Regions from separate parts of the Homo sapiens genome. Here region 1 is linked to region 2. A link is a contact called in ENCODE Hi-C or POLR2A ChIA-PET data. All regions are on one chromosome and are shown on one strand. The core of a region is the stretch at or near the end of the contact, and the rest is flanking DNA. Distances in the headings are between cores, read along the strand shown. Region 1 has its middle 22 kb from the start of TULP4. Region 2 overlaps SYTL3 (synaptotagmin like 3).

Evidence for each region. Hi-C counts contacts between places; a loop is a spot of excess contacts on that map. ChIA-PET counts read pairs that join two places held with the same protein, here RNA polymerase II (POLR2A). Pooled maps may share reads with other maps.
Region 1: a pooled map shows a loop between it and region 2 (4-fold over the local background). The contact joins two enhancer-like sites. A Hi-C loop is called at or near these places in 5 of 50 pooled maps. POLR2A ChIA-PET finds 5 or more read pairs at or near these places in 3 of 52 experiments (GM12878, activated CD8-positive, alpha-beta memory T cell and naive thymus-derived CD4-positive, alpha-beta T cell).

Annotation. Positions count from the first base shown.
Region 1 is chr6:158,288,872-158,291,571 of GRCh38, forward strand. It overlaps a transcript of TULP4 not described here. Among named protein-coding and RNA genes, the nearest start is that of TULP4, 22 kb to the right of the region's middle. RefSeq lists a silencer at 2,044-2,093. Within about 2 kb of position 1,365, at least 7 of the 41 ENCODE cell types and tissues checked have a DNase peak (open chromatin) inside an H3K27ac peak, as active enhancers do.
Region 2 is chr6:158,685,547-158,688,246 of GRCh38, forward strand. All of the region lies in intron 6 of SYTL3 (synaptotagmin like 3), which reads left to right. Among named protein-coding and RNA genes, the nearest start is that of SYTL3, 37 kb to the left of the region's middle. RefSeq lists a silencer at 1,497-1,697. Within about 2 kb of position 1,430, at least 7 of the 41 ENCODE cell types and tissues checked have a DNase peak (open chromatin) inside an H3K27ac peak, as active enhancers do.

The DNA.
Region 1 (2,700 bases), core at 115-2,614, 400 kb before region 2:
GTATGATGAATTATATCTAATAGATTATATTTCTAATTAGTAGACAAACAGATTTTCTAATAACCTCTTAGAACTAGTTGTGGCTATTATCACTTTTTAAATATTCTGATTGAGTTTGTGTAATACTGCTGTAGGCTATTCCTGAATGTTTGGTAGAACTCGTTTGTAAACTATATGGCCTGATTTCTTTGTGGGATGATTTTAAACTACAGATTCATTTTCTTTAGTGGTTATAGAACAATTTAGACTGTCTTTCTTCTTGAGGTAGTTTTGTTAAATTGTGTTTCTTAGGAATTTACTCATTTCATATGTTATCTAATTTTATAACATTAAGTTGTTCATGGTATTATTTTATCTTAAGTTTCATGGTGTCTGTAGTTAGTTGTAGCCCTCTTTTCATTGTCAGTATTTATTTGTGCTGCTCTGTCTTTATCTATCTTGCCAGAGCTTTGTGTCTTTGATTACATTTTGCAAAGAATCAGTGTTTGGCTTTGTTTAGCTTGTCTAATTTTTTTTTCTTTTTATTTATTTAATTTCTGTTTTTACTATCTTCTTCCTTTACTCTCTTTTGGTTTATGCTGTACTTTTCTAACTTCTTTAAGTTGAATGTTTAGCCCCTTAATTTATAACATGTTTTCTTTTCTAACATAAGTTTTATAACATTTTATAACAGTTTCTTCTTTTATAACATAAGTTGTTGTTGTTGTTTTGTTTTGTTTTGTTTTTTGAGACAGCGTCTCATTTTGTGGTCCAGGCTGGAGTACGGTGGTGCAATCATGGCTTACTTCAGCCTTGACCTCCTGGGCTCAAGTGATCCTCCTACTTCAGCCTTCTGAGAAGCTGGGACCACAGGCATGTGCCACCATGCCTGGCTGATTTTTTAATTTTTTGTAGAGACGGGGTCTCACTGTGTTGCCCAGGATGGTCTTGAACTCCTAGGTTCAAGCAGTCCTCCCACCCTGGCCTCCTAAAGTGTTGGGATTGCACATGTAATCCACCATGCCCAGACTAACATAAGCATTTAAGGCAATGAATTTTCTTTCAAAATACCACCTTTGCTATAGCCAAGAAGTGTTTTGTTTTGTTTTGAGACAGGGTCTCACCCTGTCACTGGAGTGTAGTGGCGTGATTAATGGCTCACTGCAGCCCCCACCTCCTAGACTTAAGCCATCCTCCCACCTCAGTCTCTTGTGTAGCTGGGACCATAGGCGCATGCCACCATGCTGGCTAATTTTAAAATTTTTTGTAGAAACGGGGTCCCACTGTGTTGCCCTGGCTGATCTCGATCTCCTGGGCTCAAGCATCCACATCAGCATTTGTTATTTTCTGACTCTTTTAGTAATAGCCATTTTAACTGGGGTGAGAAGACATCTGCTTGTGGTTTTGATTTGCATTTCCCTGATGATAGTGATGTGGAGCACTTTTTCATGTACCTGCTCTCCATTTGTTGTCTCCTTTTGAGAAATGTCTTTTCAGATCCTTTGCCCATTTTCAAATCAGAATGTCTTTTGCTGTTGAGTTCCTTATATATTCTAGTTGTTAATCCTTTGTTGGATGAATAATTTTGCAAATGTTTTCTCCCATTCTGTGGATTATGTCTACTTCGTTGATTGTTTCCTTTGCTGTGCAGAAGCTTTGTACATTTTCATTTATTTTTCCTTTTGTATTGTTTTTCTCTTTCTAGGGGATTGATTTTGGTCTCCCCTGCTCCCACCTCCCTTCTGTTTTTACCCCTCCAGTGATTTAGAAGTTTTATACTTTATTTCTAGTTTTTTAGTGATTGCCCTTTAAATTTTACCATGCTTACCTAAGATAATTAAGTATAAGGTTGAGTATTTTAACTATCCTTCTAAAACAATATAAAGGCCTTAGAGTACTTTTGGCTCTGGTCATCCTTGTTTGATCAAATTGTCTTTTTTTTATTTTTTAGTTTTCTACCTTCCCCCCCACATTTGTCATAGACACAGTCTAGTGGTTAAGCACATAAACTAGAAACTGAAACCGGCAGCCTGGTGTGACACCCAGCTCTGCTGCCTACCGGATAGTGTCGGGCAAGCATTTAACCTGCCTGTGCCTCAATTTCCTCACCTATAAAATGTGGACAACAAAAGGATCTTTCTCATAAGGCTAAGGCTTTTCAATGAGAAATATAGTACCTATAAAGCATTAAGAGCTATACCTAGAAGTTGATAAGTACTGTGTATTAATATGAGTCTGCTGTTTCTGCTTTATTGTTCTGTTTTGAACAGACATTGTTTAATTTTACCTACATATTTAACAATTTCTTTTTTCGTTGTTTCTTAGACCTTCCTTCTGAGACATTTTCCTTCTACCTGAAGAATATTGTTTAGATGTTATATTGCGAGGTCAGTTGGCCTTAAATTTCAGCTGTTATTCTTTTGAAATGGTCTTCTTATTTCACTCTAATTCTTAAAAGACAATCTTTCTGGGAATATAATTGTGTTTTCTTTGAGTGCTTTGAAGATACTATTTCATTGATTTTGGCAGCCAGTGCCGCTGTTGAGATGTCTCTGTCATCTAATTGTCATTCTTTTGTAAGCACCTGTCTTTTCCTTTTGGCTACTTCTGAACTCTTCTCTTGGTGTTTTTATTGTGCACTTTTACTAAAGTGTGCCCAGGTGTGGATTTCTTCTTTATTTCTCCTGCGTGGCATATATTGTGCTGCTTCTTGTGTCTGTG
Region 2 (2,700 bases), core at 180-2,679:
GGTGGCTCACACTTGTAATCCCAGCACTTTGGGAGGCCGAGGTGGGCAGATCATCTGAGATTGGGAGTTCGAGACCAGCCTGACCAACATGGAGAAACCCCGTCTCTACTAAAAATACAAAATTAGCCGGGCATGGTGGCACCTGCCTGTAATCCCAGCTACTCGGGAGGCTGAGGCAGGAGAATTGCTTAAAGCTGGGAGGCGGAGGTTGCTGTGAGCCGAGATCATGCCATGGCACTCCAGCCTGGGCAACAAGAGTGAAACTCCATCTCAAAAACAAACAAACAAACAAAAACAAAACCTTTTTGTTGGTGGGCTGGAGCCTTCTTCAGAAGGTAGACTCTACCCTTTTCCACATCAATTCCTAGCTTATAAACAGTAGTGCTGTAGGAGGTGAAGTTTGTCATTTCTCAATGCCAGCTAAGTGCAGACATCTGCTTCACTCAAAAAGTTTTCTACGTCGTTAGAAGTTCTAGCATCATTATTTCAGGTAAGTAGTTTTCATGTGTGCATGAATGTATGTGTGTGTGTTTGTGCACACACGTTACCATCTTGTCATCTTTTCAGCACTTCATGTCTCCTGAGTGAGTGGGAGAAGTATGTTATCAAGGTGACTTAAGATAAAAAGGGAATTAGGAAAGAGGTGAGACTGATGTCTTAGGGTTTTCTTTCTTGCCTTATAACTTTAAGAATAAAAACTTCAGTAAGGACAAACAAACCAGGGTCAGGAAGATCAACCTCAGCATAAATCATTCTTTTTTGCTGATGTCGTTTCTATCAATGTATAAAATAAACACCAGAAAAGCCCTAACTTTCCCTCCTTCTCTACAATGCTTCCTCAAATGCCAGGGTGCCTCATTTTCCCATTGTCCTGTTTCAGTAGAGTTGGGGTAAGAGGCATGGAACTATGGGGGAAAATGCCAGGTTAGGAGCACACAAGTAGTGCTATGAGCCAGACCAGGTTGGGTGGAGTTTGCAGCGGGTGCGTCAGGAAAGGTAACAAGGATCAGGTGACAGAGGTTTAGGTGGACAGGCAGGAATTCCACCACGCTCCTATTTGTGGCCCTAAAAGAGAACCAGGTGCAGTCATTGAGGAGTTGAATTGAATTTGTGCTGCAGCAGTTAAGATCCACTTAGGGAAATAGAAACTGTCTGGTTATTTGAATAAGAATTTACTTTAGGGATTGGTTAGACAGGAATTGGAGGCAAAAAGGGAATAGTGAGAGAACAGAGCTAGCAGCTGCAGGAGGCAGACACCCTCCGACCCTGTTGAGCTGATGCTGGCCAGACACAGGTCGGAAGGAAGGCATGAGCCCCTTCTCCCTCCTCCTGGCCCTGGTCTCCCTCTGGAAGCCCCCACTGGACCCTAATAGGGAGGCAACTGCAACCTCAATTCTCTGATGTGTTCCGGAAAAAGTGGTTTTGCATGTTCTCTAGTGTTTTTGTTGTCATGGTACCGGCAATACTCTTTCCAGCCCTCTATATCCTGAGCAGAAGTTAGAAAAACTAGATGGTGGTTTAAACCACAAAAGTGTACAGACAGCTCCAGTCTGTGCCTCTTTCCACGCACTGGTTATCTATTGCTGTATAGCAAATTCCCCTCAAACCTAGTGACATAAATCAAGTAACATTCTTTGACAGTTTCTGTCTTCAGTGGAAGGCTCGCCTGGGGCTGGGGGATCTGTGCTCTTGGGGCTTACCCTCATACCTGGCCAGTGACTGCTGGTATTGGGAGGAGGACTTGGTTCCTCACCATGGGGATATCTCCACAGGGCTGCTTGAGTGTCCTCATGACATGGCGGCTGGCTTCTCCCAGGGCAAGTGATCCAAGAGAGAGAAAAGCAGAGCCCACAATATCTTTTATGGTCTAGCTTCAGAAGCCACACCCTGTCATTTCTGCTATGCCCTATGGGTCCCACAGGTCAGCCCTAGTCAGAGAGGACAAAGGGTCTGAATATCAGGAAGCAAGAATCACTGGGACCGTCTGTGTGCTACCAAATCCTGTGTTCCTTGTCTTGGGAGAATGGCGACACCTCTCACTCTGTCTCCAAATCCACAGACCTGAGAATCAAACTTGACTCCTTTGTTCCTCATTCTGCCGCTACATCTGGTCAGTCAGCAAATCCTGACATTTCTGCCTCCTGAGTCTCTGGAATCTTCCTCTGCCCTTCATTCTCACTTCCAACGTAGCAGCTCCTAACTGCTTCCCCCTTGGTCCATCTTCTATTCTGTGAAGAGAGGGAGCTTCCTTTTCTCTTTGAAAGGAAGTTACTTACTTTCTGATTACAGAAGTAATGCAAACCTTGCAAGCATTTGGGAAACACAGAATAGTATTTAGATGTAATGGAAATACTACCACAATCCCAAACTACTGTAAATTACATGCACGTGTACACACCTGCACACTCCCAGCCTTCTTTCTAGGTAAGCCTGTGTATATGTGTGTGCACAGATAGACTTATCCAATTTCAAATGTATTGTGATCAGACTCTATGTGGTTTTATTTTGCTTTTACAATTCAACTTGGCATAAACATTTTCCTATGTTATTAAGACTTCTTCCAAAATGTATTGATGACTCCATAAAATACACCAAATATATGCACTATAGTTTATTTAACCTGTTCCCGAGTGTCTGTGAGTATATCACTGTATTTGATTTTTCATGTTATAGATAACTCTGTGATGAACGTCTTGTACA